Regions from separate parts of the Mus musculus genome. Here region 1 is linked to region 2. Evidence: chromatin loops called from intact Hi-C (ENCODE). Cell type or tissue: left cerebral cortex. All regions are shown on one strand. Each heading gives the region's core, and the rest is flanking DNA. Links, peaks and the distances in the headings are about the cores only. Region 1 has its middle 96 kb from the start of Gm39494. Region 2 holds the start of Gm39494 (a long non-coding RNA gene).

Region 1 (5,371 bases), core at 297-5,296, 96 kb after region 2:
AATCTTGGGCCATTGCCTGTTGCTGCCTTTACTTTGGATTCCCCACTTTGTCATGGGAAATGGGAATCCAGGATGCACATCTCCGTGCGGAGGAGCATAGAGCTGTGAGTGCGGCAGAGGAGGTGCAGAGGGCCGACTTGAGATCTCGTCAGACCTGAAGAGGGCTCTGGGTTCCAGCTCATCATCAATTCCAATGACAAGGTTTCCAAGACGAGATAGTCATTTATTATATAGCCCCTGGCCACCTTCTCTAAGGATGGCTACTTGTCAGCAGTTGGGATACTGGCCCTTGCCAGCTGGTTGATGTTCTCAGGCCATTAGTGTGCCTTGGGAGTTCTGGGAGTGGTCACATAAGCTGTTGTAGTCAATGTGAGTTGCTTTGGCTAAATGACACTGTGCTTGAGGGGTAGGGAGGGTACCCCCTTTGCCCCTGTAAATGTATTAATAAATAACAACTGAAGTGACAGAAACACAAGAGCTTCTTTCTCAGACTTATAAAGTTCCACCCCTCCCCAACCCCCAAATCCGGGCCTGGGCCACGAAAGTGGAGAAAGATGGTAAGCCAGGATCTCAGGCCAGCCGGCAACTGAGAGGTTAACTGAGAAGGCACAAAGGGAATATTTAAAATCCTAGCTTCAGCCCCTGCCTGCCTTCTGTTCTCGTAGCCTCATGAATGGACAGTACCAGGATAAAACACACTGCACCTTGCTCCTGCTAATATCCACTCCAGTCCTTAATGCAGCAATCTCCAATCACCTGGCTTATCTCCTCCCACTGCCTCCCAGAAAGGGAGGGAAGCCAGCTTGACTTTGCCCTTGCCTTTCAAGTAGCAAACAAACAAGACAGGAGTCAGCTGGGAGTCAGTTCAAAAGGCCCACACACACCTCTTTCTCTCTCTATCCCTCCCTCCTTCTTCCCGCTCCACCCCAGCCTCTCTCTCTCTCTCTCTCTCTCTCTCTCTCTCTCTCTCACACACACACACACACACACACACACACACACCCTGTCCCTTGCAGGGAGTAGACAGCTATAAATCTATGAGTTACCTTGTTACTACCGGGGGCTAACTTGTCAAAGCGGTAGCTTCTGATGTGGACCACACAAGCGTGCTCCGCCAACCCCCACCCCCCACTTTGTAGTCCCATTCTCTGGTTTCTCTCAGGTTTGGCATCTGTCCAATCCCACAGGAATTCAGCTGATAAATGAATTCATACTCAAAGGTTATTGACTTAATTTGTCACCTCCACCCAGGAGCTATTTGTACTGAAAAGAAATCCACCAGGGAGAGGGCAATGTTTAACTGCAAAGAACACCTTTCTAATGGTGGGGTTTCAGGCAGCCAGGCCTTTGGGCAGTCTCTTTCAGATCAACCCAGAGGCGACTGTTCTCTCAGCAGATTGGTGCTGCAAGGGTATTCCTACTTCAGTGAGCATGGGGATGAGCTCGAGTGTTCATGTAAGACCGAAGACTCTTGAATGCTAGAGATGTGATTCCATCTGGGTGGAGCCCAGGGAATCTGCATTTGAACCCACTCGTCACTTTCCGGCAAGGTGGCCAGCGGACCACATTTTAGGAAACTGCTTCAGTGCTCTGGTTATGTGCTGTGTGGAGGCTGGATGTCCAAGAGCGATGCGTAAGCAGATTTGGTCGCTTCTGAGACTCCCGTGGCTGGCAGCATGACACTTTCCTCCTGAGCTGATGATACACGATGGCCCTCCCTCTGTGAATCTACCCCGGATCTTTCTCTGTGCATCTAAAGTTCTTCCACATGGAAGGAAGACAGGTGACTAAGTCCACCCTAATCATACATTGCCTCACCAAACAGTTGTATTCTGGCCAGCTCTTGTTTGTTTGTTTGTTTGTTTTTCGATACAGGGTTTCTCTGTGTAGCCCTGGCTGTCCTGGAACTCACTTTGTAGACCAGGCTGGCCTCGAACTCAGAAATCCGCCTGCCTCTGCCTCCCAAGTGCTGGAATTAAAGACGTGCACCACCACGCTGTTAGCCAGCTCTAAACAGTTGTATTCTGAGGTCATGGAGTTAAGTAAGTCTTAAGCACATGAAATTTGGAAGAGGGCAAAACGCTGTGTCTAACAGGCATGTAGAAAGGAGAGAGAGAGACAGACAGAGACAGAGGTAGGAGAGAGAGAGGGAGGGAGAAAGAAAGGGAGAAACAGAAAGAAACAGAGACAGGCAGGCAGAGACAGAGAAAAAGAAACAGAGAGACAGAGGCAGAATTTATAAATGGATATCAGGCCATCCACCCAACCCTCCCCTTCCTTCAACACTGCAAGAGAGAAAACATAGGCAGGTTAAAACGGAGTGGGGTGGGGGCTGGGGAGGAAAGAAAGAAAACAGTTTCATGCAGAAATCATTGAACTCCGCACATGACGGGAAGACACCGCGCCCCCTGTTGGCGCCCACAGCCCCTGCGTAGGCAACCAACCACCTTGGCTCACCCTCTAAATTGCCTTGCCTATTTTATCTCCCCTCCTCGCCAGGTTTCTAAGCTGCCTTTCTTCTTTCAGCTTTGCGGCATAGAACAGTCCTTGGCGCTAGCGACAGCGTGGCCGCCTGAGGCAGCCCTGGCCTCCACCTTCGAGGATGTTTCTTTCCCCAGAAAAAAAAAAAAAAAAAAAACTCAGTCCCTTCACCCTCCACATTCACCATCACCATGGGCAATCTAATTACAGCCTTGTCTTAAAAGAGAACTCATTTACAATTGAGACTTCTTCCTTATGAAAACGGAACATCTTGAACTATGTTTTATGGCCTCCTTTTACAAAAATAAAAAAGGAAATTAATTAATTTCCTCGTACACAGGGAAGACTCATGAGGTCTTGGAGGTTGCGCGTGCACGCAAAAGAAGGGTCTCTCTCTCTCTCTCTCTCTCTCTCTCTCTCTCTCTCTCTCTCTCTCTCTCTCTCTCTCTCTCTCCCTCTCTCTCTCTCTGCCTCCCGCTGTGTGACAGTGAAATGCTAAAATGATTTTGGCAGGAGAATATTCTCAAAGGCTGTTCTGATTTCAGCAGCAGCAGTAGAGTATCTGCGAACGCAGGCTGCACCTCTGCCCTGTGGGGCTGTTTCTAATTGCAGGAGGTGAGCCACAGAAATCCTTCCCCTAGCCGGGCCCAGAGAAAGCGGCAAGAAACCTAAGGAAGATAATCGCGTCTGCCACACTCGGCGCTCACCACTTAAAGGAATTAACTTGTTGGAATAAAATATTTCTATGGGTGCAGAAAACTATGCATTAGAATAATGAGGCTGACCCTTCCCTTTCGCGTCGCAATCATAGGGGTTTGTTTCTGCTCTCTCTAATCACAACATGCTATCTTCCTCCTTGCTCACACCTCTGCAGGCAAGACTGGCTGCGAATACTCCAGATTATCACCTTCTCATTTTGAGTGTGAAATAATTGCCCAAGGATGGAAACTGACAAACATGAATGTGAATTTGGGAAGGCAGCCCTCTTGTTATTTAGGAGAGCTGAAGTACAAAAATCCTAAAAGCCAGATTTCTCCCCTCTTTGTACTACTTAGAAAATGATTTCCAGTTTTCCCAAGTCTGGATTGATGTGCAGTCTTAAAGACAATTGGGATATTGATGCACTTAATTAAATATCTATAGTATGGAGCAGCTGGATTACCTGAGGATAGACCCCATGGGTTTCACTCTTGCTGCCACCATTTACTGACTGTGTGATCTTGGGCAAATTACTTAACCTCTCTGTGTCTCAATATTTGTTCCTCTCTAAAAATGGGACAGTAATAATAATGCTTTATGAGATGGCGAGATGAACTAGTATTTGCACTACACTTGATATTGGTTCACAGTTCACACCTGGTTTTATAGCCCTGTAATCCCAGTTACTCAGAAGGAAGAGGCAGGAGGATCACAAGTTCGGGGCCTGGCTAGGCTACAGAGTGAGTTAAAAGACCAGCTTGGATAACTTAGATCACATGTCAAAATTAAAAGGAAAAAGAAAGCAGGAGATGTGGCTTAGTGGTATTTGCCTAGAATGCAAGAGACTCTGGGTTTGATTCCCATGAAGGAAATAGAAAATAGCAATGATCATAGAGAACACTCAGTAGATCGCAGACCACTGTATTTCTACCTATTCAATATTTTCTAAGTACCATGTGCAGTTATAATGACAAGTAGTTATGACCCCTGCCCTGGGAGAGTCTCCCGTAAGTGCATGCCAGGTGTGTGAGCAGTTTATTTTATACAGATTTCAATAAATGCCCAGCAAGAACAATAGTAACCCAACATGGAGGCCATAAGCAGAAAAGTTTAATTGGAATAGGGGATTGGGAATTCCATATGAAGGGAGCAGCTTCTGAAATGGACTTGGACAGAATAAAATGTTTCTGGAAGCAGGGAACAAAAGAAAAGCATTCCAGACTGTGGGAGAAGAAGGAATGGGAGACCTTGGAGGAAAAGAAGGACAGAGCCTGTGACAGCTGATGCAAGTGGTGAGGAAGAGGGCAGGAAGGAGTTCATCTGACCCCCAGCTCTCTTGCCAGGTAAAGGAATCGCAAGTGGCCCAGGAGTAGCCATTCTCTTATGGACCTCCTCTCCAAGAATTTGACCAGAAATTTTAGTGCTGAGCAAAGTCCTATAGTGACCAACTAGTCTAGATCAGAAAGAGTGCCTCATTTCTGTCCGGACAGGTCACTCATTAGCCCCAGAGAACTCTTTGTAGTTCTCTGGGGTACGATGTGGTCGCTATTTAACTGTCACGTAACATGACAACCGAGTGTCCTATTAGAGCTAAAATTTAATTGTGAAGACGGGTACCATATTTAACTGCAATCCTGGGGGGAATTTAGGTTGACAGGCTGTAATTACCCAAACTGGAACCTGGCCAGGACACACCTACTCTTTGCCAAAAGAGCTATGGGCTTTTAACCACCAGCAGGCAGGCAGGCAGGCAGGCAAGCAGGCAGGCAGGCGTCGGAAGCCTGTCTGTAGAGTTGGGGAAGCGACACTTGCTGCCCCACAGCGCCCCCTAACAAAGCTCTGGCCCAGAGCTGGCAGTCTGGGCAGCAGGCCCTTACTGACCTGCCACGCACACATTAGGCAGTTGCCTCTCCAAGCCCCTCTTCTGCCCCCACCTGGCTGCAATCTATCAGGAGTTCCCAGACACTTGCCATTTAAGTCTCCGAGGTCCTGCAGTCGCGTTTTTTGCTGGGTCTTTACCTGTGTCTGACTGTCCTGTGTGTCTCGCCCTGGGCTCTGCTGCTTCTCCCTTATCACGACAGAAGTGCTTGTCCTGCTAAAATAATTACCCATCCGAGTACAGTAGTGCTCACCCCCAGCTGCTGTTTCTACATAGACATCAATTAGAAGCATCTTTTTGCTGGCCAAGTGG
Region 2 (5,371 bases), core at 201-5,200:
TCAGCAGCTGTGGCAGGACCTAACAGAGACAGCCAGGTCTCTGCCTGAGCTCAAGTGAACAGGAGGGATCAGCAGGAATACCAGGAGAAGGTCTCAGTTATGCCTCTCTCAGAGAAGAGAAGATCAGCTAAGACCTACAAGCTCTGCACAGCTAGCTGTAACAGAAAGCCAAGTTCTGTCTGTCACTTCGTGGAGTCCTATTTATACCTTCCGAACATCATGTGTCCTCCACGGGCCTTGCCTTAGCCCAGCTTTTGCCTTAGCACATACATCCAACTAATCATCCCCAGTTTGCAGCCCTGACAAATGCAGCTCAACTATGCAATGCAAGGCAGACCAATACTTGCGTGTTGTTAGCAAACAGTCTTTCATAATGTGTCCTTTCATGTGTGCTTGCCTTAGCAGAGCATCCTCTCTCCTGTGCCTGCTTCAGCAAAATGTTCCTTCATGAGTCTGCCTTAGTCTTTCACACCCATGTCCACTTTAAGGAGATGTTCCTTCACGTGTTTCCCTAGCAAAACACCATCCAACCGACTTTCCAAAGAAGCCTTACGTGTCCACATCAACGGAATACCCAGATAGGGGAAGGAAAGGACCCTAAAAGGAAAACAGGCAATGCTAAGGCAGAATCAAGTCTGTCACAGGTTTTCTCTAGACAGTTCAAGCCATGTAAGGGCCACCTAGAGGAACACCACACACTAGGCACAGTCATGGTGAAGGAGAGTTGCTAGTTTTCACCATAAACAAGTCTCTGCACTTAGCAGAGTGTCTGGTTCATGGAGACAGGGAACGGATACATCAAAACTCGAGCTAGGAGTGATGTGGCCCTCAGAGGACAGTAGCTTCACAAGGGAGGCTGCTGCAGTTGAGCCCAGGGCAGTTCTCCCTCTGGGTGAGAGGGTGCACCTTTGTTCCACGCTCTGTCTAAGAGCAACACAGAATGAGCCATCTGAGTAGATGACCCCTGGAGGCTGGTGAACAGAAGTCACTGTTGCCTACCATGATGAAAATGAACACACATTTGTGCAAAATAGCAATCTTCATTCAGGGCAAGGATACGGTAGGGAAATGGGTGCTGGCTCTAAATCTATCTTTGTCTGTGGATGCTAAAACCGTCCTCCTTCTTGCTCCTTCAGCTAATTGGTCACCTATCCCTAATGTGATATTTGTTATATTAATCTGTTACTGAAATTGTTTCTGGGCACTCTTCAGACCAAGACCAGAATCACTAGATTTTGCTCACTTCATGGGGCCTCTTTTGATGACACAGAGCCTCTAGACTAGGCGACCATCAGACTTTGCTGCATGCTTACCTCAGATACATTTTGTTTTAATGTTTGCCAGGAGGTGATAGCGAGGAATTCCTGTCAGAGGCTCTTTCTGATGGCAGTATCCCTGGCCACCGTCTTTTTTCAGGTACCACAAACTCCTGTTAGGAGATAATGATACCACTAAACTAGGTAACAACAAGCCATGATGCAATATTACTGGAGCAAACTGTCTAATACAAGGGCCTCCACCCAATATCCAGGAAGGAGGAAGCCATGCCAGAAGAGTGACGGTAGATGCCCCTGGGCCAGGACTAGACCTTTAAGGGTTTGTGTTCAGGGATTCTGTCTGGGTATTTCTGTTTTTGTAAATTTCACAAACCAAAGTGAACTCTTAAGAATGGAACTCAAAGTCAGGGCTCCCCCCCCCTTCTCTATAGCACAGGCAGTGGAAGGGGGAGGCAGGTACATACCTGAACCCACAAGTCTGCCCTTTGATTTTTCAGGAGGTATTTGAATAAGTGGAATGGATTCCAGAAGGAAGCTGCTCTCAGACATGCCCCACCCTCTGAATTCCCCTGATTTGTAATTCCTTCGCCCAAAGGTACAGCCAAAAGAGGTGTCTTAGGCTGAGTTTACTGTAGAGCAAAATTTGCGTCAGAGATTTGCATGCAAGAAATTTGTTGGTATCACCCTCAAGAGCCACATCTATAAAGGAGGGAAGGCAGGCGGCAGGATGGGGCAGAGAGAACTTAAAATGTAATGCTGTGGCAGGGGCCTCAGCTGACACCTCAGGGAACTCTAGCACTGACGTGTCTGCGGAATCCCCCCAAACAAAGGATGTGGGCTTTAGTAATTCGTCCCATCCAGATGGAGGAGGTATGACCTTGGACAAAAGGTCCTTTCAGGTGAAAGCAGATCCCAGAGAGGGACTGAGTAGGGGACAGAGAGAGTATGTAAAAAGGCCCCTGGAACAGCACAGCATCAGCCACAAGAAGCCAGAAATGCAAACACCTGCGAGAGCAGCTGTCTGGTTCCTTCAGATAACAAGGACTGAAGGCTCGCTTTCAGATCCTTCTGGATAACGTTTGGCTATGGGTCATGGAAGGGGATCTGAGCTTGACAGGAACAGAACCAAGGTCTCAGATGAGAAAAGAGCCAAGGGAGAGGAATGTGGCCTCAGACTCCACTCAGTAGGCATAAGCTTGCCTGGGACTAATTGTGCAAAGAGCTCCTTCACTCCCCCACCCGCCACCCGCTGGCCTTGAAGTGTCCAGATGTCCTATAAAGCAAACCTTGCTTTCTGTGCGACTGTAGGCAGAAATCGGCAGCTCTTTCTGTTTTCTTCCCCTTTGGCAAATGAAAACTGGGCCGGCCACATTCAAGGGCTCATTCAAACACAGCTTCTATAAATCCATTCAGGGTTGCCTTTCTCTTTAAAAGCAAATCAGGAGGTGGGGTGCTTTGGGGAATGGCTGAGTGGTAAGACAATGCTTCCAGAGTGTGAGGACCCAAATTGTAAAAGGCTGGACATGGGTGTAGTTGGCTTTTGCCCCGGTATTGGGAGGCGGAGACAGGCACGTTTCAAGAACTGTCTAACCAGCAAGCCTATATGAGAAAAGGCGCTTCCAGTTCTGTCTCAAGAAACAATAGATGAAGAAGACACGTGACGTCTTGCTCTGGTCTCTGAATGCTTGCTCCCTGCTGGGCATACCCACTCTCTCACATACATACACCACATACACACAACCCCGCAACACACACGCACACTCAAAGTGGCTCCATATTTTCTAAGCGGATTTTTATCAAATCCTTCTCTGTAGGCAGCTCCTGTCCCTCGTGAAGTCCTGTCAGCACTGTGAGCCAGTGCCGGAAAAAGCCTACCAGACATGCGCCTGGAGACATTTGCATTTGAGTGAAAGGGCTGATGGTCTTGGTCTCACAGTGAGGCTTTTCTGGGGTGGAAAGTGAAGTGGCAGCGGGAAGCAGACCGCGACCTAATTAGTAGTTTGCTCTCTGAGGCTGGCCTCCTTTTTGCGAAAGCCAAGCCGACACTTGTACGTCCCTAAAGCAGCTCTTGCCTCTTCCCAGCCTGGCCAGGTGGGCTTAGAGCAGTGCCAGCCCAGCTGTTACCCCAGGCCAGATGCCCTCCTGGGAAGAAAGCGCCTCTCCCCTGCTTCCCACCCCCAGCTCTCCAAGTGGGCTTGGGAAAATAAGCAGTCCGCTCAGCATGAAATCCCCAGGGAAGGAGGAAAAAGAGATGGCAAAAAGCTTTCCGTATCTCTTGGGGGTTGGGCAGACTTGCTGCCTTGAGCAGAGCACAGAAAATGTGCGATGGGGGTGGAAGACACAGAGGGTCTCCCGTTGTGGCTAGTGGATGTAGCCCCCAACATCTCACACCTGTTGTTGTCTGCTGTGACCACATGTGCCAGTGACCCCCAGGAGCTCTAGATAAACAGGCAAGGAGTGTAATTAATCCATTGTTTAGCATTATTGGAGCTTACTGCTGTGCCGTTTCTTTCTGGCAGCTCTCCCAGGCAAGTAAGGGAGGTTCAGCGGCCTCCCTGATGGTTGTGCTGGACGCAGCAGCTCAGAGAGCAAGGAGCAGGAGGGAAGATTGAGACATCAGGACCAGGGAGGGCAGCCTCTTATTAAGGGAGCCAGACCGGTTGCTAGGGGTGAGGGAAAGACAACATCTAGCTCTCCTCCCCACTAGGAAGCAATGTCTATCTGTCTGACTCCTGCTGAGAAAGCCAGCTTCATGCGCCCTCTCCCTTCTTGGTCCTTAGAGACTGGCTGGGCTGTGAGCATAGCGTGGAGGATGTTTGCCCAGAGGCCTGATCTCGATCTGGTCTTTGTATTAGACAGGCCTGCTTCCTGCCACCTGGTTTCTCCCCTGGACTGTGTGAGTGGCTTTCTTCTCCCACCTCCCATTAGTGACCCAGTCTAAGCAAGGCTTTTAGCATCCTTCCTGTGAGCAAGGATCGATAGTGTCACAGCTCTGTTCAGAAGAATGGCTAATACAATTTCTCACTGAGTCTTCCCAAAAACTCTACGGCTAGATGTTCTCTTTACAGATCATAGTCGGAGTAAAAGGAGGCACAGAGACACCAAGGAATACAATCAAGGTAGCATAGCTTAAAAGTGATGAGGATGCTCTCTCAACAGAGTCTGGCTTCAGAGCCTGTGTGTGCTATGCAATGGTTTCCTGAAGTTGCGATGCTCAGCTCAATCACTGAGCACATTTGGAGCAAGATTTCCTGGTCTCTCCAGGAGGGCATTTCCATTTCTGCTATACAGGCTGAGATTACCTAGCAGAGAGCTGCAGCAGTCTGAATATGGTTTGTCGTTTCCAAAATGTGTGTTGAAATTTGTTTTCCAGCAGAACCATTTTGAAAACTGATGAGAACCTTAAGTAGTGTTTGAGTCATGGTACCTCCGTTCTCATGGACAGACACATGGCACTCTCACCGGACGAGGGCAGTCTCCTCAAGAACAGGTTATTATTGAAGCGATTTTCTGGCTTCTCCTTGGTCTTACTTTCTTTCTTACCACACGACCACTTGTGTTTTTCTCATTGTGAAATCAAACAGGCCAAACCCCTTATGAGATGCAGGCGCTATTCTCTTGCTTTTCCCAGCCTCCAAAAATGTGGCCGAAATAAGTCCCAATTCATCAATTGCTGCTCTATGTATTTTGTGAATGCAGTAGAAGACTAAGTAAGCCTTGTCCACTTTTTTTTTTAAGTTCTGGGCATAGCTTCCATGGTCTGGCATATTTGGAAACTCTAGAGGTAGGAGGTTATTTCAGTTCAGTGTTTCTCAAATCTAATTGTGAAAGGCAGTCACCATTACGGGTGATGTCCTTCCATTCCCTCCACCTTTTGGGTACCCTGCTGGTTTCCGGCCTTGGATTCACTGTTGATTTTCTTCCCCTTCTATCTCTGGTGTGGGCTTAGTAGGACCTAGTCTCTCTGTCCCTGCATTCTATGTGTATCTTGACTGCATGACTGCATAGCATTGGACTAAGGTAGCCTCACAGTCCTCACCAATCCTAGGAGCAGAAAAAGGCAAGCTGAAGGACAGGCTGAGAGATCACGAACA

Evidence for each region. Peaks named below come from ENCODE experiments on the same cell type or tissue, not always from the same donor. Only the 100,000 strongest peaks of a DNase experiment are listed, where the experiment ranks them.
Region 1: a loop joins it to region 2, with 2.9 times the contacts of the local background. A loop is called at or near these places in 2 of 42 quality-filtered maps.

The regions. Positions count from the first base shown.
Region 1 is chrX:11,085,655-11,091,025 of GRCm38, forward strand. No RefSeq gene overlaps it. Among named protein-coding and RNA genes, the nearest start is that of Gm39494, 96 kb to the left of the region's middle. In left cerebral cortex, for the core only: CTCF peaks have their summits at 2,427 (motif pointing left) and 5,022; DNase peaks (open chromatin) are centred at 1,415, 1,575, 2,418, 3,056 and 1 more place; H3K4me3 peaks cover 310 bases.
Region 2 is chrX:10,989,280-10,994,650 of GRCm38, forward strand. Gm39494 (a long non-coding RNA gene) reads right to left here and starts at 2,678. Exons shown (of 3, transcript XR_878055.1): 1 at 2,564-2,678; 2 at 1,314-1,429. In left cerebral cortex, for the core only: no CTCF peak of the experiment used is centred there; DNase peaks (open chromatin) are centred at 2,582, 2,710 and 3,295; H3K4me3 peaks cover 974 bases; H3K27ac peaks cover 1,275 bases.